Linked DNA regions of Homo sapiens: region 1 is linked to region 2. Evidence: read pairs that join two places in POLR2A ChIA-PET (ENCODE). Cell type or tissue: endothelial cell of umbilical vein. All regions are shown on one strand. Each heading gives the region's core, and the rest is flanking DNA. Links, peaks and the distances in the headings are about the cores only. Region 1 overlaps SCN9A (sodium voltage-gated channel alpha subunit 9). Region 2 overlaps SCN7A (sodium voltage-gated channel alpha subunit 7).

What was found. Peaks named below come from ENCODE experiments on the same cell type or tissue, not always from the same donor. Only the 100,000 strongest peaks of a DNase experiment are listed, where the experiment ranks them.
Region 1: POLR2A ChIA-PET joins it to region 2 with 10 read pairs; 1 of 35 experiments calls an interaction of 5 or more read pairs at or near these places.

The regions. Positions count from the first base shown.
Region 1 is chr2:166,223,224-166,236,151 of GRCh38, reverse strand. SCN9A (sodium voltage-gated channel alpha subunit 9) reads left to right here. Exons shown (of 27, transcript NM_001365536.1): 21 at 2,690-2,812; 22 at 7,180-7,461; 23 at 8,429-8,482; 24 at 9,448-9,585. All of the region lies in intron 4 of SCN1A-AS1 (SCN1A and SCN9A antisense RNA 1), which reads right to left. Among named protein-coding and RNA genes, the nearest start is that of SCN1A, 100 kb to the right of the region's middle. In endothelial cell of umbilical vein, for the core only: no CTCF peak of the experiment used is centred there; a DNase peak (open chromatin) is centred at 5,961; H3K27ac peaks cover 453 bases.
Region 2 is chr2:166,428,948-166,441,875 of GRCh38, reverse strand. It overlaps SCN7A (sodium voltage-gated channel alpha subunit 7), which reads left to right. Exons shown (of 26, transcript NM_002976.4): 15 at 124-480; 16 at 9,124-9,558; 17 at 12,602-12,707. Among named protein-coding and RNA genes, the nearest start is that of SCN7A, 59 kb to the left of the region's middle. In endothelial cell of umbilical vein, for the core only: no CTCF peak of the experiment used is centred there; DNase peaks (open chromatin) are centred at 7,185 and 8,255.

The DNA.
Region 1 (12,928 bases), core at 4,363-8,362, 200 kb after region 2:
AGGCTGCCCCAAATAAGAAGAAATTATAGAAGGAATGTAGATTTTCTTTTCTCTTAAACTGTAAATATGACGGGGTCTCTCTCTTAAAAAATTATACAATATTTTAGATATTTTAAAATCTTTAAAATATTATCACAAATACACTCATTTTCATCATTCAGTGTAAGAAATGAAGGTTTACAAGTAAAATTGAACTTATTTTAAATTAAGAGATATGGCTGTTTAATAATGGAAATTGTTTTATTTGAAAATTTAAAGTGATGATTCTCAGTGAGTATAACCTCCTGTTCAGGGGTATGTAATGTGCAGAAATCAGGGAGATAAACAACTCCAATTTGAAATATTATTTAATATTTTGGAAACGAACAAATATAATGCAAAGCACAGAGAGTAAAGCTCCACACAATATTCTTGCTGACAGAGATGCAAATTTTGGGACACAGATTTGGGGGAGTGGCTGATTTTTTTTTTTTCTGAAAAGTATAGAAACTTATCTACAGCAGTTGTTCTTGAAGGATGGTCTCAAAACTGAAAACGTTGGCACATGTAGGTGAGAACTCATAAGAGATGCAAATTCTGCCCCCAACCCCAAGACATACTGAATCAGAAACTCTGGGGTTGGATGTGGCAAATCATTGTAACAAGCCCTACAGATGATTCTGTTGTATATTCAGATTTCAGAACTACTTATATTATTTGCTACTCAGAGAATGGACTTGTCTGATTTCTGCAGGCTTCTGGGTTATTTGAAACTTACTTGATTAAACAGTGTTCTTCAGTACAGGCGTATATTTGTATATATACGTGTGTGTTTATAGAAAGATGTGAATATATATGCATATATATTCTCAGTTACAAACTATACCATAGTCTTAATAATATGCATATATTCCGTGTCATAAAACTCACTTAACAGTGGCTTGGAGAACAGACCTATTAGTATTTTAGGGGCTGTATCAATTATAACAGACATGTCTTAGTCTACCTTTTATTGCTGTAACTGAATACCTGAGACTGGTTAAAGTATTCAATAAAGAAATTTATTTCTTAAAGTTCTGGAAGCTGGGAAGTCTAAGGTGAAGGGTCCACATCTGGTGGGAACTTTCTTGCTGGTGGGCACACCAGAGAGTCCCAAGGCAGCTCATGGCATCACATGGCGAGGGGTGTTCACTGAGAGCCAAACTGGGTTTTATAATAAACCCACTCTTGTGATATCTAACTCACTCCCATGATAACCCATTAAGCCCTTACTCTATATTCCATTCATGAAGGCAGAACCTTCATGACCTCATCACCTTTTAAAGGCTCTGCCTCTTAATACTGTTACATTGGGAATTAAGTTCCAACATGAGTTTCAAAAGGGACAAACATTCAAACCACAGCAAAACATTAAAAAAAAAATTTTCTGATTAAAGAGGGAGCATACATATTTTCAAGTGTTCTTAAGTGGAAAATAATGGATGTGAATGACTGGGCAAATTTAAGAGTGGCATGAGGAGTAATTTATTCTGCTAAATACGTAGCTTTAGGAATTTAAAAAAAAAAGCCATGTTACATTTAGTGAGACATCTGGAAATACTACATGAGGATGAGCACTTTAAAACACTTCCCGCTTCATCAGTCAGTTTACCTGTCTCTGATGGTAACAGCAATGAACTTTTTGTGAACAATGACTTTTTCTACGCCTGAAATAGATAAATATATAAAGTTGGCTCTCATCTGTTCCTATTCTTCCCTCGAAAAATTGAATCTCTCAGTCACTAACTTATTCGTAATGAAGAACTGCATTCCAGACATTTTTCTTAGACATCGTCTCCTGCTACACAGGATGTGAGGCAAATGAATATTTTCCATGGAACTAATTCAGAGAGTAAACATATTTATAGATCCAGATCTAAGGTCATGGAGGAGCTCATTGCTTTGTAACTAAAATGTGTATTGATTGTATTGCTGTTCATGTTCTTTCTTAAGATAATTTACGATAAGAACTCAAATTTCTTTTGGATACTGGTTATGGTAATTGTGGCTGATCTATCTAACATGATGAAGCTCTTATTATATCTATATTGATTGTGAAGCCAATGAGATCAGCTACTCTCATTCTCTCTTCAGTACAATTGTGATTTTTCTCCCATGAAAAACTATTTGGTAGATCTTTGGTGCTAATCTTTAGAAATTGTAGGGCAGAAGCAATCTTGTTGAGAATTTGCCCCAACTCAAAATCATGAGTCTTCAAAATGTTTTTTAATAAGATTTATACTAAGACATAGATTTAGTTGAGTGAATACCACACTTTTAGGGCTTAGCTTCAGAATCACACACTTCATTTTGACCTGAGTTTTATAATTAAAATGTTCACCATTGTTCTAATTAAATTTTTAGATTTAATAAGGAATTACAAAGCAATTGATTACAAAAGTGTGAAAAGCATATGCATGATTTCTATTCAAATAGAATAAACAACTTACTTTGCTTACATTATTTCTTCTTATTTTGGTTAACCTTCTTTTAAATCTATTTCCTTACAGAAACATCCATCTTACCCTATTTTTAGGCATTGACTACACAACTCCGTATATACCATCTTATTGTTCCTGTTGAGTTGCTTTTAGTGAGTTTCAGAATTGACTTTTTCCTTTTATGCTTCATCATTTTATTGACACAATTAATGAAAATGTTATTTTTATAGGTTTCTTTGGTTACTTTAGTGGCAAACACTCTTGGCTACTCAGATCTTGGCCCCATTAAATCCCTTCGGACACTGAGAGCTTTAAGACCTCTAAGAGCCTTATCTAGATTTGAAGGAATGAGGGTAAGAAAATACTAAACTTTATAATGTTCTTATTTTTTAATGGGGTTTAAAATATAAAAACAATGGGTATGTAGAAATTATGAGTTGTTTCTGTTTACATAAATACATAGGCTGTTTATGTATGTGTGTGTACATATACATATATACATATGCATATATGTATATATGCATATGTATACTATATAGTATGCATTTACATACTATATACAGTATGCATATATACTATATATAGTATGCATATATGGTATATATATGCATATTATATACACTAATAGTATATATATGCATATTACATATACTAATAGTATATATGCATATTATATATACTAATGGTATATATGCATACTAATATATAAATACTAATTATAGCATTAATTAAATAGTATATTACTAAAAATAGTATAATACTCATTAGTATATACTAGTATATTACTAAAAAAGTATAATACTAATTAGTATATACTATTATATATTAATATATACAGAATATGAAAGACTATATATAAAATATGCATATATAGTATAGTATATATATTATTTCATTTACTGTACATATTAGTATATATATGCATACTCTCTCTCTCTCTATATATATATATATATACACACACAGTATTTCAGTGCATATTGTTTAACAAGGGAATAAGTTAATCACAGTAATCCTGCCTTTATCTAATATTGTCAAACAATAGAATGATCCAAATGAGTGACTTTTTTCATATTAAATGGAAATCTTCCCTGTGCTAGGAAGTCCAAGTGAAAGGGGAAACTATTGTTCCTAACATCATCTCTCATACATAAGTAATCAAGGACCTACTTATATCAGGTGTTCAAATAATATTTGTTTAAGAAACTACCTGGGTAAGGAGCATTAGAAAAGATAGGTAAGTGAGACAGCATCAGCCATCACATTTAATTTCACCTTTAAAATAACATTGCAAAGTAAGTGGAATTATAACTAAATTATATTTGAGAAAACTAAAGCTCAGAGAGTTTACTTAATTTGCACTTAGGCTGCAGAGTGCCTGAAAAGATACTCAATTAGCAGAGACAAACAAGTTATAATGAATAACAACTACCATAACCTAGCTTTAAGGATTGTATTAAACCAGCAACTTTGTAACACACATGGAGGACAACAACTCTATTTTCTGTAATTAGTCCATATCCTCATGTGTTGGTACTCCTCTAAAATTTCTTCTCCAGATTTATACCTGCTATTTTATGCCTCTGTTCTGGAATGCTTCCCCTGCCCTGTCCCGACCCTAACCCGTTTGTATAGCAGACAAACACCTATCTGTCCTTTAAGGCTCAATTTAAAGTTGCCTTGTCCGTCCACCAGGAGACATAACTGGATATTCTCTCTCTGTTCAGACACCTAAAATCCTCATTATATTGTATTTTACTTATTTGTTTACTTAACTGCCTCCCTACCTTACCTTCTCTGAGCAATTTAACACGGAGATTAGTCCAGCTTACTGATACTTTAAGTGTGGTTTACTGACCAGCTATTAGCATTATCTACAAACTTATTAAAAAGACGGACGGATCATGAGGTCAGGAGTTCGAGACCAGCCTGGCCAATATGGTGAAACCCCATCTCTACTAAAAATGCAAAAAATTACCCGGGCATAGTGGTGCTCACCTGTAGTCTCAGCTACTAGGGAGGCTGAGGCAGAAGAATCGCTTGAACCCGGGAGGCAGAGGTTGCAGTGAGCCGAGATCATGCAACTGCACTCCAGCCTGGGGAACAGAGCAAGACTCTGTATCAAAAAAAAAAAAAAAAAAAAAGCAAATTCTTGGATCTCACCCCAGACCTACTGAGTCAGAAACTCCAGGATGGGGATAAGAAACTTGGGTTTTAACCAGCCTCAAGTGAACATTAGAGATCTTTCAGCCTACCAAATCTTCACTGTTATCCCTACAAACCTAATTATGACTGCAATCTCTGCTATTTTAATTATCCAGTGTATAACGGTTTCCAAGTATAAAAGAAAGATCATGATTATACAAAAAAGTTCATAAGCACAATTCAAAAATATTCTATCTACAAGTTGAAAATTACAAGTTTCATTTTGTGCAGAAAGGTGGTATTAGAATTCATTGACATTAACTTAATTTTTTGAGCATTAATAGAATGTTACAATCTATCACAACTTTCCCCTACAAAACCACTTCCTTCAGTGATTAAGCCAGCCCACTATTTAACTCTGTTTGCTCTTTGTTCTTTATCTGTATTACAGGTGAATTGGATGCAGGAGAATAGTTTAGTATATTTTGAGAGGCAAATGTCTATTTAGTTACATTTGTTAACCATGCAAAAAGAGACATTTATTCATGCCGCAGGGCTATTTTGAAGGATAAATGAAATAATGAAATAATGCATTTGAGGCATATTGTAGTCAGCTTGTTTGAGTCCTTAGGCTCTTTAGCTTTCCCAACTGGCTTCTCATCAGACCAATAGGTGCCTGTCTTTCTCAGAGACCCATGATTCCATCATTACTCACATTTTTTAGAAAAACATTTTAAACACCAACTATGTGTCAGGTGTTGTGATATAAAAAACACAGAGTACAGTGGTACATAGACCCCGGTCCCCAAAGAGTGAGTAGGGTCAATGGTTACAAGAGAGACAGACAAGGGCACATAATGATACAGGAATATACAGTAGGGAGTGGCTATCCGGGGAAGTCTGGGAAGACATCACAAGGAGGTGACATTTCAGACATTTCATGACTGAAGAGTAAGCCCCAAATCATAGGCAGATAGGCATTCAAGGCAGTGATACCACATGGTAGGGAGGCACAGAATAGATTGTGCAAGGTGTGCTTGGTCAGTGACTAGATGTATCAGAGTGCCTACGTGATAAACATAGTAGGGAGGGCAGCAGGAAATGAGCATGAAAAGGTAGGCTCTATTAAGAGCTGGCTACTTTGAACTTCATTCTCTATTCCTATTCCTCCTAATCTTTTTTGAGGTCACATAGACTGTAAGAATCTGATGAAAGTTAGAATTGTCTTTCCGGAAAGACAGCACAACCATAATGTTTGTTATATAATTTCATGCCCCCAGGAAACCTCTACAGGTCCATGAACTCCAAATAATCATTGCTCTGGACCAAAGGTCAACAAACCCCAGCCTGTTTTTGTAAAAATGTTCTTGGAACACAGCCATACCAGTTTGTTTATGTATGACCCATGACTACCATGGCAGAGTTGAATAGTTGCAACGGAGATATAACCCACAAAGCCTAAAAATATTTATAAAAATGTTTGCAAACCTTCTCCCTAGATGATCTGATTAGTAGTCAGAGATCCTTAGTATTTCTCTATTTTAAAGCATCTTGAGAACCTGCTTAATACATTGCAGAAAAGAAGGATCCCAGTGCTCCTTCCCTAACAGGTTAATCTTTAACACATTTGTACTTGAATGGGTGCTCAAGCTGAAGTGTAAGATGACAGGTAGGTTTTGAAAGATTAAGTAAATAAGAAAATCTGGAGAGTGTTAAATGCCACAGGAATTGCCCTGGATGAAAACTGGAGTGGCAAAGACAAACTGGTGATCAATAGCAGTACAAATGCTGAAAAGCAGAAATAAAGAAAGGATTAAAGAAAAACTGTTCCTAATTTTTGTCTTAACTGAGGCCAGCACTATATATATTTAGTCAAAGGCTTACATATAAAGTATTTAGAGTAATAATAATAAATTTAAAACGATTGCTCTTATTTCGTAGAACCAGCCAAATCTAAAGGATTTAAACCATTTAAAGATTCTCAATCCTTTTGTGGAGAATGTCTCAAAAAAAGAGAATAAGAAAAGAAAATAATTAAATTAAATTAAAATGATGTCCAGTCATAATTCCACCTACCTGATATACACCAATAGTTTCTCTATGGGGGAATCTTTAATGCTGGTAATAATAGGATCATGAACATTTAAATGTATATAAATATATATTTTTCATTTATGTTTATACATTTCTTTTTTTTCCAGAGTGTACAGATTTTACAAGTTTACCTTATCAATAACAGGTTTTGGTTTATTATTTTTATTTATTTTACATTTATTTAAGCTATTATATTATCTTAGTTATTTTGTCTTATATTTTGCTAACAATTTTATTGTGTGATAATCATGTAATTTGTAAGCCTGGTGATCACAGAGTTCATGTCTTATTTTGTCTTGCTTGGCACACTGCTGAGTGTAGAGTAGGCATTTAATAAACATGAGTCGGCTGGTTGGTTTGATGTCTTAGATATTTAAGGGCGGCTTTTCTAATTTATTTATGTCTGCATGGCATTTCTTTCATGTTGCCTATTTAACATCTTACTAATCCTAATCATGCTTTTCTTTCTTTTGAATACTAGGTCGTTGTGAATGCACTCATAGGAGCAATTCCTTCCATCATGAATGTGCTACTTGTGTGTCTTATATTCTGGCTGATATTCAGCATCATGGGAGTAAATTTGTTTGCTGGCAAGTTCTATGAGTGTATTAACACCACAGATGGGTCACGGTTTCCTGCAAGTCAAGTTCCAAATCGTTCCGAATGTTTTGCCCTTATGAATGTTAGTCAAAATGTGCGATGGAAAAACCTGAAAGTGAACTTTGATAATGTCGGACTTGGTTACCTATCTCTGCTTCAAGTTGTAAGTGTCCCATTTCATGAGTGCTTGGTATTTTAATAGATATTGGACGAAGGATATAAGTTATTCTTTAAATAGTATATTAATTATAAATTGAAGATAAAATACTGTGTGGTTTTTAAAACAGTGCCAGTCTTGGCCGGGCGCAGTGGCTCATGCCTGTAGTCTCTTCACTTTGGGAGGCCAAGGTGGGCAGATCATGAGGTCAGGAGTTCGAGACCAGTCTGGCCAACATAGTGAAACCCCATCTCTACTAAAAATACAAAAAAATTAGCTGGGTGTGGTGGCAGGCGCCTGTAATCCTAGCTGCTTGGGAGGCTGAGGCAGGAGAATCACGTGAACCTGGGAGGCGGAGGTTGCAGTGGGCCAAGATCGTGCCACTGCACTCCAGCCTGGGCTACAGAGCGAGACTCTTGTCTCAAAAAAAAAAAAAAAAAAAAAAAAAAGTGTTGGTCTTTCCTAGAACATGTTCCTACATGAATAAGAAGCATGGGTTCTGTTGCATTTGAGTTATTAATTTATAATTGACTCTTTGGTGTCATGTGGACTCCCATCTTGCACCATTCAAATATTGCTTCAAAAATGAACGTTTTTGAACTTCCTGCTTCACACTATGAAGGGATGAGAGGAACTTCCCACAGGCATGGAGAACCCTTTAAAAAATGGAGAAAAGATGTTTCCTGTCTTATTCATAAAATTTTCCTTCACCTTTAAAAAATAAAAGGTTATGTGCGAAATTCACAGGCAACTGTAACAATTTAGAAATAATTAACTGGGACTAAGATTTAGAATGTTACTTGGGAATATGTCCTTTTTAAAAAAATCTTTACATTAAATGGACATGTTGAATACAGCAAAACTTACTAGTATTACTTAATAATTGTGGTAACATTAAACAGACAAAACTCTGTTTATGGCTATTTTAGAATATGAGCTTAACATTCAAATTCTATTAATGTTATTCTTAAAGGCAACTTTTAAGGGATGGACGATTATTATGTATGCAGCAGTGGATTCTGTTAATGTAAGTATTGATTATCTTAGCACTAAACTTTATTTTTAAAAGCTTCTTAGTTTATTTCAGTGATTTCCAAACTATAACTTCATGAAGCCCTTGGGACTCACATAGACAATGAAGAACATCCACCTGATAGTAGCCTAGTGGTTGTGAGTACAGCAGTTGGAGATAGAGCCTGATTCAAATTCTAGCTGTACCATATCATCCAAGCTCTACAACTGACTTCGGGCAAATTACCTTACCTTCTTGAGACTTAGTTTATTTGTCTAATCTATAATTTAATGAATCTATCATTTGTCTAATAAATGTCTACAATCATCCAATGCCTACTCCATAGTGTTGTGAGGACCCAACAAGAAAATAGAAGCAGGGCACTTAGTGCAGGCTGGCATTACTAAATGCTCAGTAAATATGCGCTTATCAAAATAAAAATAAAATAATTTTAATGTATAGCTTTTACTGTTTTTACAGTTTAAAACACCTTGGATGAGTTTATGTGAAATAAGTTCCATGCTAAGAAACTTTAATGATTACTCCCTAGGTAATATTTTTACAAAATATAATAAAGATGTATTCGGAATCAAAAGAAAATACATGGCAAAATGTGTATAAATATGATAATGTCTCATTTACAGTACTTTTGGAAATAACATATACATAGTATGTCACTTAGTTATTGAATTTTCCTACCAATATGAGCACAAATATGCATATGATTAAGCCCTTTGTAGTTATTTGAAGATTATATTATTTATTACATAAGTATGTAATAAATTAAATAATAAGTATGTAATGAATACATGTTGAATAAATTGTTAAGAGTGATTATGTTAAACCTCAACAATGCTATGGCTTCTTAAATCCTATGTTTACCTAGGATAGCACTGTTTGAATTACCTGGTCAAACCATGTGAAAAAGAAAATAATGAATGTTACTGTCCATATAATGCTAACTTTTGTAAATTTTATAGGTAGACAAGCAGCCCAAATATGAATATAGCCTCTACATGTATATTTATTTTGTCGTCTTTATCATCTTTGGGTCATTCTTCACTTTGAACTTGTTCATTGGTGTCATCATAGATAATTTCAACCAACAGAAAAAGAAGATAAGTATTTCAAATATTTTTCATTGTAATGAAAGGGATGAACAATTATTTTCCAAAAAAGATAATGTAAAGTTTAATTTGATATCAATTCATGATTAATTTTATTAGAACTTCATTTATTTTTCAAATAATTGACTAGTATACAATTACAAATATGCTTAATCTTATTCATTTTTGCACAGAAAACAATTTTCTAAATAATAGGTTCTGGCTAACTTATGATTTAGGTTAAACCCATAGGTTTTGAGCAATATATCAACTATTCTGTTTTTTCCAATGTTTCCTATAGAGGATTGAATAATTAAGAAAAATCAATACACTATTTATTCAAAACACATTTTATAAGTAGTTATTTATTTTATTTTGTGTAATATATATTGGGTTGGAGCTTGGGGAGACCAACGTAAGATATGGTTCCTGAGCTCAAGGAGTTTATGTCATAGCAGAATAAATAACACAGGTAATGAAAATTAAGACTTGTTGAATACTGTAATTTGAGCAATCTTCTGAAATTTTTAATTAATTAATCTTCACATCAACTGTATTAGTTTCTTTGACCTACGAGAACAGGATAATACAAACCTGAGGGCTTAAAACAAGAGAAATATATTCTCTCACACTTTTGGAGGTTAGAAGTCCAAATTCAAAGTGTCAGCAGGTCCATGTTCTCTTTAAAGCCTCTAAGAAAATATATTTTATTGCCTCTTCCAGCTTCTGGTAGCCCAGGTGTTTCTTGGTTTATGGCAACAGAACTCCAATCTCTCCCATTATAGTGACATGCCATTTTCCCTCTGTGTGTCTTTCTCCTCTACTAGTAAGGATGCCAGTCACACTGGATTAAGAGCCCACTCCACTCCAGTATGACTTCATCTTAATTACATCTGCAATGACATTATTTTCAAATAAGGTCACATTCTGAAGTGCTAAGGGTTAGGACTTATATGTACCTTCTTAGGGCACACAATCCAACCCATAACATCAATCACAAAAGTATTATTACAGAGTCTCTTTCACAAATGAGGAAAGGCACACAGAGGTTAAGTGACTTACCCAAGGTCATATATCGAGTATGTGATGAAGGTTAGATAGAGTCAGTAGTAAATTCGATGTATCTTGTACTCTATTAAACTCTCTACTATGCTCTATCCCCAAATACTATAATCATGATAAATACAATAAGAAAAATTAACAAGCACAAAAAATATACATGACAGTCAGAGTAAAAATAGATGCTGCTATAGAATGGTTTATGAAATACGTGACAATTGAGAAGGCTTTGGAAGGTGGGAAAGAAGACATGTAGCAACGGAGAGGCAAAAGAATGGCTAACCCACATGGAGTGAAACAGAAATGAATGAGCAAATGAATTGTGTTGATAAAAGAGGCAGCAATTCAGGGGGGATAGCAATGCTTTCGGTTTTGAAGAAATTTAAGATTTGGAGAAATAGTAAAAGATGAGGTTTTAACCTGCCTGAGAGTAGATATAAAAAGCCGTATTAGACCTTTTTTAATAGCAGCTGGTGTTTCATTCATATATGTTGAGTAGGGAAGAATATGGAAGCAGGAGATTGATGTTTATTAAGACTCCATGATATGTCAGATCCTGTGTAAAATACTTCTAACATAATTGTAGTCAAATTTTACAACAAATCTAAAAGACATAGTATCCTCATTTAACCTCTCAGAAAAATTATCTTATTTGCACATGGCCTGACAGCTAAAAAGTAGTTTCATTATGGATCTAGCTCCAGAATTGCTTTTTCTAGAGACTGAGCTTTACAAAAAATTAATCTAGCAGTGATGCACAAAATGACTAGGGAAGGACCAAAGACTATTTCAGACCCTGCTTGACCTGCCACCTGGACCACACTAAGTCTCCAAATTAGTCCTGTGTGTCAATGGAGAATAGGAAATATGTTCCATTAAAACATTTTAGAGGGTAGAATCTACAGTATTGCTTGTGATTTGCAAGAGATAAAGGAGTCTAATTCTGGAGTTTCTTGTCAACTAACTGAGATACTCTGGTTGTGGTACCACCTATACAAAAAGAGATCTTTGGAGACTAAATGGTAGAATTACAAAAGAGAATAATAATTTTGGGTACTGGCTTAGCATCTAAGAAGACAGATGTACATGTACCAAAATGTCATTAGTGTGCATGATTGACTATTTGCAAGTAGACAAAAATTTAGTAAATATTGCATTATTTATCCTGACATTTACAAATACAGATGTTTATTTTTAAAGATTTTTAAATTTCATGTTCCATTTTACATTTATAAAGTGTACACTGATTTTCAATTTATTTTTCTCAACTTAAGCATTATATATACATACATGTAATATATAAGCACACACAAGTAATTCCTCAGTCTTCCCTGCATAGGATAAATTAAGCGTGTCTAGAAAGAGCAGTATGAGCATAAATAAAACAGCCAACATCCAATTGACTTTAATCTTCCTGCTTGTTAATGTTATTCTTACAACATTTCTACTGCAGGAAGTAAAATAGGATGGGTTGATACTATCACCACCAAAGTCAGGAAACAGTTACTGATTTAGAAGCATCAAAAACTCATATCCCCTATCATTCTTCCAGTATTTCATCTTGCAATCTAAGTATAGCTTTTATTTTCTGACCTTTTCTGAATGATTTAGAATTTCTTTCCACTCTTCCCTGAAAAAACATGACCAACACTTCAATTAGTTAACACATGCTATGTAGAAGTACGTAGTAGATGCTTTGTGATGAACTCATTTATTCCAAAGAAAAAAAACAAATGAAAGTGGTATCCTTTTCTTTGCCTTTCCTAATTTTAATTATTGTGGTAAGGAAACTTAATATGAGATCTACCTGCTTAACAAAATTTTTAAGTATACTATATATATTGTTAACTATAGTTACGAAGTACTACAGGAAGTCCCTAGAACTTATTCATCTTGCATAATTGAAACTTTATTCCCATTGAATAGCAATTCTCCATTCTCCCATCCTTTCATGCCCTGGCAATCACCATTCTTCTCTCTGTTTCCATGAGTTTGACCATTTTAGTTACTTCACCGAAGTGGAATTATGCAATATTTTTTCTGTTACTTCACTCAGCATAAATTTATCCAGGTTCATTCAAGTTGCTGCATATGGCAGGATTTCCTTCTTTATAAGGCTGAATAGTGTGTGTTTGTGTGTGTGTGTGTACGTGCACACGCACATGCAGGTATACAAATACCACATTTTCTATCCCATCATTCATCAATAGACATTTAGGTTGTTTTCATATTTGGATACAGTAAATAGTGCTGAAGTGAACATGGAAGTAAGGACTCTGAGATCCTGAGTTCAAAT
Region 2 (12,928 bases), core at 5,224-9,223:
TAATAATGCTTAAAACTCTAAAGGCTATATATGTATATGTGTATAACACTGTACCTTGTAATATACACTGACCAAGTTTTTTGTCATTTGTTTCTTGTTCTTGATTTTACATTGCTCTATTAGTTAAGAATTTTCAAGTTGGGAAAGTATTGGCCAACATTCCAGATTTTGATGTGGTCTCTTAGTAACTCATGGGTGGCCCTGAAAGACTTGGTCCTGTTGTTGTTCACATTCATCTTCTTTTCTGCTGCATTCGGCATGAAGCTGTTTGGTAAGAATTATGAAGAATTTGTCTGCCACATAGACAAAGACTGTCAACTCCCACGCTGGCACATGCATGACTTTTTCCACTCCTTCCTGAATGTGTTCCGAATTCTCTGTGGAGAGTGGGTAGAGACCTTGTGGGACTGTATGGAGGTTGCAGGCCAATCCTGGTGTATTCCTTTTTACCTGATGGTCATTTTAATTGGAAATTTACTGGTAAGTAGTCAATTCTTTTACATTTTCCATGAAAACTGGTATAAGGTAGTTTGGTATTTTCATGATGTGCATTGATGGGATCTAATGGTCTGTAACTGTGGTAGTCCAATAGAGTAACCCACTAGCCAGATGTGGCCATTATCAACTGATATATGATTAGTTCCATTTGAAATGTGCTGTAAATGTAGAATATGCACCAGATTTGAAGTCTTACACAAAAAATGATGTGAACTATTTCATTAATAATTTTTATATTGAATGCATTTTTTAATGATAATATAGTAGGTCCTCCTTATGCTCAGTTGCACTGTATGTGGTTTCAGTTGCCTGTGGTCAGCCATGGTCTGAAAACATCCAGTGGAAAATTCCAGAAATATAAAACTCATAAGTTTTAAATTGCATGTCATTCTGGGTAGTGTAATGGAATCTCCTGCCATACCACTCTGTCCTGCTCTGGGCATGAAACATCCCTTTGTCTAGCATATTCATGCTGTATACACCACCTATTGGTCCTTTAGCAGCTGTCTGGGCTGTCAGATCATGTAGTACGCATGGGGTTTGGTACCATCCTCTGCTTCTGGCATCCACTGGGGGTCTTGGGATTTATCTGCCCTGGATTAAGGGGGACTACTGTATTTGTATTTAACTAAATACAAATACTGTTAAATACAAATACAATAGTCTCCCTTTATTTATTTGTATTTAGTTAAATATATATTTAGTTAAATATAAATGTTTGTATTTATTGTATACAAATTGTATATTGTATTTAACTAAATATATTTGTTAAATAAAATGTATTAGTAAAATTAATTTTGCCTGTTTTTCTGTGCTTTCTATGTGGCCACTGGAAATGTAAAATCGCATATATGATTGCATCATATTTCCATTAGATAGCACTAGCTTCTAACCTTGTTACTCAATGTAATATTGGCATCACGTGGGAGGTGGTTAGAAATGCAGACTCCCAGACCCCAATCCCAGACCTATGCAAGCGTAATCTACATTGTAACACTGTTCCCAGGTGATTTGTGTGCCCATTAAATTTTAAGAAGCACTTAAATGTAACACTGCTGTCAGTCTTTTCCTGGCTTTGGAATTACCTGGGGAATTAATAAAAATATGCTGATGCCTAGAATCCATTCTTAGAGATTCTGATTTTATTGGTATGTGGACATGACCTGGTCATCAGGATTTTTTGAAAATCTTCAGTTGATTAAATTGTGTAGTCAAGATTGAAAACCCCTGGTCTATAAAAATGTTATGCATTAACTAAGAGAGAAAGCTTTCACTTATAAGTTTCCTAATAACTGAAGTGGTTCTAATGAATTAAATAAGTAGCTTTCACTGCATCTATGGAAAAGGTATGGCTTATTAAAACATGATTCTTACAGGAATACAAGACTTGGTATTTTCTTTTTACTCATGTCATAAAGATCAAGTACATTTCCCAAAAGACTGAAAAAAAATCGCAGGTTAGACTCAATTTTACCTGTCCACATTGCTTGTGTTTCACCTTGAGAAGACCCTTGTCATACAATTATCACATTGGCATTGTATTTAATTGTTAGTGTACTTCTCTATCTTCTTTATTAAACTGTAAGCACCATGAGGGAAAGGACCATAGCTCTCCTCTTTATTACAAAACCTAGAACGGTGCCCAACATGTAAAAAATACTTCAATATCTTCTGCCCTTTGTAGTTACAGTAGTACACTTTTCATTCCCAGTGATAAAAAACACCACTCTAACTGGCTGAAACAAAAAAATGATCATATATATCAGCATACATAACTCATAACTCAAAATATCAGAGATAGATCTTGCTTCAGTTTGGATGTGACACAAATGATTAAATGGGATCATTACAGAGAGGTCTTTGTAGATCTCAATTCTGTTTTTCTCTGTGCTCTTTGCTAGCTAGTATCTTCTGTTTTATCAAGATGGCTGCTGCAGTCTAAAGCCTCATATCTTTGTATTATATCAAGTCTAATAGAGGAAAGAATTTCTTTTCTAGAAGCCACAGTTGATTTTTCCTATTATCTCATTAGCTGAATCACATGCCCATTCTTAACTAATCTCCATTGCCCAGGGTGTGGAATGCATTTATTATGTTAAACTGTTCATAGCTCTCTCTTACAGCTGGAGATGGGATAAGATCAAACACAAATCCTATGACTAATAAGAGGATAAGTGTAATTTCCTAAATAAATTTTATGTTTCTGTTTCCAAAAGGAAGAGTTATGGCTGTTGAGGAAAGCAACAACAACACACACATTCACATAATTCAAAGAGAAAGAAGCAGAAATACTGAGGCTATATATATATATATATATATATACACACACACACACATATATGTATGTGTGTGTATGTATATATACATATATGTATGATATAACATATAAATATATATATATATATTTGCCTAAACATTCCTGCTTCTTTGATTTTGAACTCCAATCTCTTTCTATTTTTTGTTGTTTCTACTAACCAGAAACTTCATCAATGTGCAGAGGGATTCTAGGATAAATGGAGTTACATGAACCTCCATTTCCAATTCATTGGCCATCATATTTCTTGGCTCACTAAATCCTTCCAGCTTAATTTTCCTCAGCAGTCATCCAACTGTGAAACATCATGATAATGGCAGTAGAATAAGTAGAAGGGGGAAAAATGTAAGGAGATAATCTTTGAAGCTGTTGATCTTTTTAACCTCCACACTTCTAATGTGGGTTGGTGTAAAAGGAAGACATTTCACATTTTAAAAAATTAATTTTGTCTTACTCTTCTAAGAAAACTCAGCAGTGATATTAAGCCTTAAGCAGAAACCTTACAAAAAATTATTATATGTCAAAGGAAATGAATTGGTTTTTAAATAGTTCTGTCTTGTTGAGTTGTAGAAAAAGCAGAGTTCAGAATCAAAGAAACATAGGTTCAAATTTCAGTTCTATCACTGTATTAGTCCACTCTCATGCTGCTAATAAAGACATACCTGACACTGGATAATTTATAAAGTAAAGAGGTTTAATTGACTCACATTTACATAGGGTGAAGACCTCAGGAAACTTACAATCATGGCAGAAGGGGAAGCAGGCATGCTCTTCTTCACATGATGGCAGCAAGGAGAAGTGCATAGTGAAGCAGGGGAAAGCCCCTTATAAAACCATCAGATCTTCTGAGAACTCACTCACTATCATGAGAATAGCATGGAGGTAACCATCATCATGATTCAATTACTTCCCACCAAGTCCCTCCCATAACACATGAGGATTATGGAAACTACAATTCAAGATGAGATTTGGGTGGAGACACAGCCAAGCAATATCATTCCACCCCTGGCCCTTCCCAAATCTCATATCCTCACATTTCAAAACACTATCGTGCCTTTCCAAAAGTCCCCCAAAGTCTTAATTCATCCCAGCATTAACTTAAAAGTCCAAGTCCAAAGTCTCATCTGAGATAAGTCCCTTCCACCTATGAGCCTGTAAAATCAAAAGCAAGTAAGTTACTTACTAGATACAATGTGGGTAAGGCATTGGATAAACACACCCATTCCAAATGGGAGACACTGACAAAAACAAAGGGGTACAGCCACCATGCAAGTCTGAAATCCAATAGGGCAGTCACTAAACCTTAAAGTTCCAAAATGATCTCCTTTTACTCTATGCCTCACATCCAGGGCATGCTGATGGAAGAGGTGGGTTCCCATGGCCTTGGATAGCTCCATCCCTGTGTCTTTGTAGGGTACAGCCCCGATCCCAGCTGCCTTCACAGGCCGGTGTTAAGTGCCTATGGCTTTTCCAGGTGCAGTGCAGGCTGTCAGTGTGTCTACCATTATGGGGTCTGGAGGACAGTGACCCTCTTCTCACAGCTCCACTAGGCAGTGCCCCAGTGGGGACTCTGTGTGGGGGCTCCAACCCTACATTTCTTTTCCACACTGCCATAGCAGAGGTTCTCCATGAGAGCTCTGCCCCTGTAGCAAACTTCTGCCTGGACATCCAGGCATTTCCATACATCCTCTGTAATCTTGGTGGAGATTCCCAAATCTCAGTTCTTGACTTCTTTGCACCAGCAGGCTCAACACCACATGGAAGTTGCTCAGGCTTGGGGCTTGCACACTCCGAAGTGATGGCCTAAGCTATACCTTGGCCCCTTTTGGCCACAGCTGGGACAGCTGGGACACTGGGCACCAGGTCCCTAGGCTGCACACAGCAGGGGGACCCTGGGCCCAGACTCCAAAACCATTTTTTCCTCCTAGGCCTATGCCCTGTTATGAGAGGGGCTGCTGCCAAGGTCTCTGACATGCCCTGGAGACATTATCCCCATTGCCTTGGTGATTAATATTTGGCTCCTCATTACTTGTGCAAATTTATGCAGCCAGCTTGAATTTCTCTCCAGAAAATTGGTTTTTCTTTTCTACTGCATCATCAGGCTGCAAATTTTACAAATTTTTATGCTCTGCTTCTTGAACACTTTGCCACTTAGAAATTTCTTCTGCCAGATACCCGAAATCATCTCTCTCAAGTTCAAAGTTCCACAGATCTCTAGGGAAAGGGCAGAAAGCCACCAGTCTCTTTGCTAAAGCACAGCTAAAGGAGTCACTTTTGCTCCAGTTCTCAACAAGTTCCTCATATCCATCTGAGACCACCTCAGCCTGAACTTTATTGTCCATATCACTATCAGCATTTTGTTAAGACCATTCAACAAGTCTCTAGGAAGTTCCAAACTTCCCACATCTTGCTGTCTTCTTCTGAGCCCTCCAAACTGTTCCAACATCTGCCTGTTACCCAGCTCCAAAGTCACTTCCACATTTTTGGATATCTTTACAGCAGTGCCCCATTCTCTGCAGTATCAATTTACTGTATTAGTCCATTGTCATGATGCTAATAAGGGTGTAACCAAGGCTGGATAATTTACAAAAGAAAGAGGTTTAACTGACTCACGGTTCCACAGGGCTTGGGAGGCCTCAGGAAACTTACAATCACGGTGGAAGAGGAAGCAGGCATGTCCTTCACATTGCAGCAGCAAGGAGAAGTGCAGAGTGAAGGTGGGGTAAGCCCCTTATAAAACCATCAGATCTTGTGAGAATTAACTCACTACCATGAGAACAGCATGAAGGTAACTGCCCCCATGATTCAGTTACCTCCCACCGATTCCCTCCCACAACATGTGGGGATTATGAGAACTACAATTCAAGATGAGATTTGGATGGGAGCAAAGACAAACCATTTCAATCACTTAATAAATAAGTGTCTTTGTGCATATTACGCAGCCTCTTTGAACCTGACCATACTTAATGGAGGAATGAACATAACAATACTTGCCTTATAGGGTTATTATAACTTAAATGTAATCATTTAGCACCCTATAAGTAATTCATATATTACATAAATCATTTCTTTACACTGCAGAAAAATTTAACCCCTATATCTTTACCAGATTTTTCTTAGTTATTTAATATTATTAACAAGTTTTAGTTAGCAAATTTTAATTTCATTCCTGGTGTTTTACTTGTGATTTAGGTAATTGTCACCAAGTGAAATATAGTACCTGACTGGTTACATAAACCAAACACTGAGGGATAGAAACATGAAAATAAAAGAAAGAGAAAACTTAATACAAAATTCAGTTGCCTTTTAAAAATAAAAAATATGATCATAGACACATATGTTATTCCATATATATTTGTATAATCCCAAATTAAATATATGTTAAGATGTAACTCAAGAAATTTAAAATTAAATAGCCTCAATACATGTTAAATTCCTTCATACCTGTTTATTTGTTGATTACAAATCAGAAAGTACTTACTTAAATCTTGAACTTTCTTCCTCTTTCATGCTGCTTGATTTTGCTATGAGTTGCTCAATTCTCACTCAATATGTGGATATCTTTGAGGGGCAAGAAAACAAAATTCAGGGGAATTTTTTAAAAAGTTTTGTTTTATACACACTATTTCACCTTTTCTCTCAACGCAAAAATAATAAATATATGTTTTTAATCTGGTTACAGATTCTGTGACTAGAATAAAGTTACTCTGAGTTTATATAATACAAATCTCTGCATTTTCTGCTCTCTTTTTTGTTAATGCTCAAATTAGAAGTAGTAATCAGTTCTCTGTAACTTGCGCCACTTACACAGCCTGTCTTTTCCTTTAAATCCTTAAAGAGAGTAGGCTATTTTTAATTCAGACCACATCTGAACAAAGCAGTAGCATTTCTTAGTGTTATAAAATTCTTATCTTATACTACAGTTTCAGAGCACTTAGCACTTTTAAGATTACGTTCATTTTTAGGCTTTGAACATTTTCACTATATATATATAGATATATGAATGTATGTGTGTATATTTGTGTGCATGTATGTCTAAGATATAAGAAATCTTTGATGTAATTTCCTTAAAATATGATTAATATAGCATAAACTTTTTCTTGTTCAAATCCTAGCACAAAATCTATTTTTTATTCTTTCTATAATCAATTATTTTTTAAAATAAATATTTGTTTATTACCTATTTTGTGCCTAGCAGTGTGCTGGTTGTCTAATTAAGAGAAAACATGGTTTTTGTTCATATGAAGCTTACAGTCATGAAACACACTAACAGCCTTCTGTTATTTCACACTGTGCCTAATACTTAGCCAAACAATAGAAGAAAAGGAAACAACTGACTATCTTAAATTATATCTGGTCTCACCATCTTATATCAGGAAACTGTTGTCCTTTGAGAATCATAGAGTTGCTAATAGTGTGGCTCCTATGGGAGCCATGGAGGTCCTGCCTAGATTATCTATAAGTAAACCTCATTGCCAAAGGAGACGCTAGTGGGAGAACAGAAAGGATCAAAGGTTACATAGATTAGACCTAAGTCTGCTTTATTTCTTTATTTCTGAAGCTATTAGCATTTGATCATTGTCCTTTCTGTTTTAATTTTTCTCTTCTGAGAATCTTTCATTGTGGATTATAAAAGATATTTGCCAGTTTTTCAGATGCTCTCACCCACAAAACATTTCCCATATTGATATATCTTATAACCAAAATTTTATTGCTATGCTAAAACTATGGATAAGATTATCTATTTGATGACTTTATTCACTGAAAAATACTTTGATTTTTCTATACAAGTTTTATTTGAACCTTCTGTATTCCTAAGAAATAGGAAGATCTAGATAGAGAGAAGTAAATGTAACCCATTAGGATTAAACACTATTATCCCAGATGTGCATGTCCATGAGAAAAAGAGTAATTATTGGAGTGTTTGAGAAACTCAACTGTTCACATAGATCTAAAATTTTGAAAAAAGTTTCAAAATATGAGTCTTTGGAGATGCTCACATACTTATTTTATGTACACACAAATAGTCAGCCTAATTATCCAAAACTATAATATATGCCTTACAATTATAAACAAGTTTAAAATCTGATTCTCTGGAAAGTGATCAGTACTTGATCATACTTCTAAGTGATAGTAAAAGTCAAAATATACACTATCTTTGAGTTAAAAATAAGTTACAAGTGTTAGGAATGAGTCTTCCATCACTCATCTGTTTCTTATTTGACCAAATTTACTACAGCAGATAATCAACTAACCTTCCTAGCATCTGTGTTTTCATCCCACAAAAGCCATTAGATATGGTATGCAGGACCCTGGGTAGCTCTTTCCCCATATAATTCTTCCTGGGTTTGCAGAATTCTTACATGTTTTCCTGGAACAGGGCTGAAGGGAAGTGAGCTGCCTGGAAAAACAACTTATTTGCTCACCTTGGGTGAGACAGCTTGACTCAGTGAGAAAATAAGCTTTGGAATAAAGCAGACTTGGGTCTAATCTATGTAACCTTTGATCGTTTGATATTTGACATCTGTAAACCTTGCCTTTTTCATCTGTAAAAGAGAAACAAATCATATTGCATAGGATGTCATGAGCTTAAAATAAATTCTTGCTATACAAATCCCTAGCACAGCACCTGACACACTGTGGTAGGTGGATAAGAACTGAATAGTATTGTAGTTCATATGCTTCATTTTCAAATCTCAGGTCAGCCTTTTTTAGTCAAATTTATTTTTTAAGTTAATGTATAAAATTGTATGTATTTATGGTGTACAAGGTAATGTTTTGAAGTAGACATACATTGTGGAATGGCTAAATATAGCTAATTAACAAATGCATTACTTCACATGGTTATCATTTTTATGGTGAGAACACTTAACCCATTTATGCCAGAAGTTGCAATTTTTGTGTGAAAAGTCGACCTTGGCGATGACCTTGAGCAGTAGGATATAAATAACTCCCACAAGCTTAGCCTTCCAATAATGGAACACTAGGCATAAATGGGTTAAGTGTTCTTTCACACTCTGGAAGTAGAGAGCAGAATGATGGTTACCAGAAGCTGGGGTGGTTAGGGGAAAGTGGAGATTGAGGAGCTGTTGATCAAAGGACACATAATTACAGTTAAATAGGAAGAATAAGTTCAAAAGATGCATTGTACAGCATGGTGACTACAGTTATTAATTACAATATATTGTATTCTTGAAAAATGCTAACAGAGTAGATATTAAATGTTCTCATCAGTTTTGTAAACAAACTTTTCATTACTTAAAATGAAACAAAATGAGATACATTTAGCCTCATTTTACTTCCTTATTTAGGTACTTTACCTGTTTCTGGCATTGGTGAGCTCATTTAGTTCATGCAAGGATGTAACAGCTGAAGAGAATAATGAAGCAAAAAATCTCCAGCTTGCAGTGGCAAGAATTAAAAAAGGAATAAACTATGTGCTTCTTAAAATACTATGCAAAACACAAAATGTCCCAAAGGACACAATGGACCATGTAAATGAGGTATATGTTAAAGAAGATATTTCTGACCATACCCTTTCTGAATTGAGCAACACCCAAGATTTTCTCAAAGATAAGGAAAAAAGCAGTGGCACAGAGAAAAACGCTACTGAAAATGAGAGCCAATCACTTATCCCCAGTCCTAGTGTCTCAGAAACTGTACCAATTGCTTCAGGAGAATCTGATATAGAAAATCTGGATAATAAGGAGATTCAGAGTAAGTCTGGTGATGGAGGCAGCAAAGAGGTAAGATGTTTAAATATCCTGATTGCTTAGTGGTGATTTATAGTATTGTTGATAAGGAAGTAAATCAGCGCCGAAGTTCCACAGCCAGATTATCCACTCAATTCTAACTCCATCACTCCTAGCTCCATCACTCTTAGCCTCTGACTTTATGCTTTTGATCAAATTACTTAAACTTTCCAAGCTTCAGTTTTCTCATATTTAAATGAGGCTAAAATGGTATTTAGTCCATGGAGGGGGGGAGGTAATAGTGCATAGAACAATACCTAGTAAAGAGTAAGCACTTAGGAAACATTAGATGATATAATTGTGACATTCTATAAATTAATAACCAGGCAGTTTGAGGGTGCTGAAAAGTATACTGAGGAAACCAAAGTTTTCTAAATCAAGGTGTATGATTTAACAAATCACTAAATTTCCATGGGCTTTATAATCTTAAAATGGGAGATTGAATTAGAAGAGTGCTACAATTCCTTCTTGCTTGCTAAAATTCTAAGATTTGAATCAGATCATTTCTGCCCATATTTGGACATTATAATTAAGTTGGACTAAAGGAATTTTTAAAACCTCCCAGTTTGAATTTTGAACAGTTGGTAGCTTTATAACGCACTGGCTTTAAAAAAAAATCAGAGTCGCATTCAAAGAAGGGTAGATACTGCTGTTCACTTAGCTTCTAAAATATACACCCTACTGGAAACAGTCTTATTGTCTCCATTTGCAAGCAGCTTGTGTTTTAGAAGGAGGTGTAACTTCATAGAAAGCTACACCTACAGAGATCACATCTGCACAAGGGCTTTTTACCTTGGACCCCACTAGGGAATCATTTCAGATCACTCAGGGGCACTGGAGGGTCGGGGAATGTGTCTTTACAGGTCCCCATCATCTGTGGCACCATCTTGTCTCCCAGACCTCTTCTGTTTTGGCAGATGCTCTCTACAATAACTTCACAAATTGTCTTCTAAGAGGAATTCAGTTTCAATTATCCAAGGTCCTTCCATCACCTACTAAAGCCATCTTTATTTTAGTTAGAGAGACATTTTTAATCCACATGCCCAATAGTCTAAGATTCATTTACCTTTTAAATTAATACCATTGCTATAAAACAGGCATAAATTCTTACTCAGCACACTTCTCAATCTTCGTTAAAGATTTGGATTACTATCCATTTCTGGGTGAAATTGCTATTTACCACAGCACAGCATGTTGGAGTGTCCCTGAAAACTTCATGCTAATCTCCTTAGAAATTCTGGAGTATGAAAATACATAGGAAAGCTGTAACTTAAAATAACTGTAAATATTGAAATTGCAGTTTTTATTTATGCTGCATAGTTATTTGGTCTTGCTGGTTGATTAACTACTCACAAAAGATGTATTCATTTATTTATATATTTAGTTACATATTTAGTTAGATGCTTTCTAGATTATGTAGCCCATGACTACTTAGGATATTGATATACCCACAGCCAAAAATAAAACACAAAAATATTATAAATGATCTGATAATTCAGAGATACACTGTCTTGTTTCTTTGCTATTTGTACTTCCAGCCTATTTTTATTAAAAATATGCATATATATTTACATATTATAAAAATAACATCAAAATTTACATCGTGTTTTGTAACTTGTATTTTTTGTAATGCAGAAGTATATCATGGTCACTTTATGCCATTAAATAATCTTTTATCAAAATAAATGATTTATAATTTGAGTCTTAATTGATTTATTTGTAAAATTAGAAAAATACCTACTCACCGGTATTTTGGAAAAATCACATCAAATAGGATATGTACAAGGCTTTTTACAACTCTTTAAAAATATAAATTTATGATGTATAATTTTAATTACTGTCAAATATTATGTTTAAATTACTTAATGCCTAGTCTCAAATAAATATATTGCTACAGATTTTATTTCATTAGAAATAAATAAAGAATATATAAAAGTAATGGAAATAAAAATATCTGTGTAAGAATAATATTCTGCTGGATACTTTACTTTTTTTATTTGAGCACTATAATGATTTACTGACAACTGACCACGTAAGAACTAAAGCAAAAAAAGCTTTCTAATTATATTTCCTTGACACTTACTGTGTATAAGTCTAAGAGGTAGGACAAAATATTGACAATTTCTCTGGTTTTTTGGCCGTCTACCTAGATTTTTTTCTTAATTTTTATGAAATAAGATTGGTTTCATTCCAAATGTTAAAATGCGCTTGCCTTAATTTTTGTTTTAATTAGAAAATATTACTTATATGCTATTAACCTTAGATCTTGGTGATTTTAAAGAATGATTTACGGTATCCTTATTTTAAAATAAGGTAAAATAAAGTATTGTGAGAAAATAATTTTAAATAAAGGCAAAGAGTATCATTAGCACTATTACCTATGTAAAGCAATGACCACCTTATTCTACCCAGCCTTGAACTTCAGTCAAAAGCAGAGTTAGAAAGAAGGTCAATTCTGCATCTGGGTGCTTTTCATAAGGCTGTGCCCCTTTCCCAGGCCTGTTCTTGTCCCTATTTCTTGTGCCTTTCCCTCATTTTACTTCATGATAAATCCCATCCTGTGATGACATACATAAGACCATCTGGACTGAATTTTACAATGAAACCTAGGTGCACTATTATCTACCCATCTTTAGCATCAAGGGATGATTTGTTCTGATTCTACTCATCTAATTGAAATAGCATATATGGGAAACTTGTGACTTACTCCAAGAAAACTTTGGAACCCCAATCCTTTTGTGAATTGGAGACAGCCTATACATCTTTAAGAAGCAAAGTGTTATAAACTAAACATGAATTTTAATCTAAATGTTATTTTAGCTTAAAGTAAGTATCATACAATATTTTTTTAAACTTCAACTCTTACCAATATGTACGCATTTTAATCTCAGTCATGAAATTGGCCTTAAGTCTTTTAAACCTAATAATATTATTTCTGTACAAAATTTTTCTTACTTCTGAAAATGAAATAAACTTTGGCCACCATGGGTAAATGAAACTTTAATCACAACTTTTTTGGTGGGACTTCACCTTTTAGAAAATAAAGCAATCTAGCTCATCTGAATGCAGTACTGTTGATATTGCTATCTCTGAAGAAGAAGAAATGTTCTATGGAGGTGAAAGATCAAAGCATCTGAAAAATGGTAAGAAAATTTTGTTAATCTTGCTAGGAAACTAATTTGAATTATAAGTTGTCAAAATGTATATGTTCCATATCCAGTATGTCAGTCAATTGACTGAATCTTTATACATTTCTTAATATTCATGTTAAATGTACAAGTGTCACCATTACAACTTGTTTTCCTCTGACAGTTATAGGCCATTTTTATATGAGTAACTTAAATATTGGCCCTATTTCATGAGA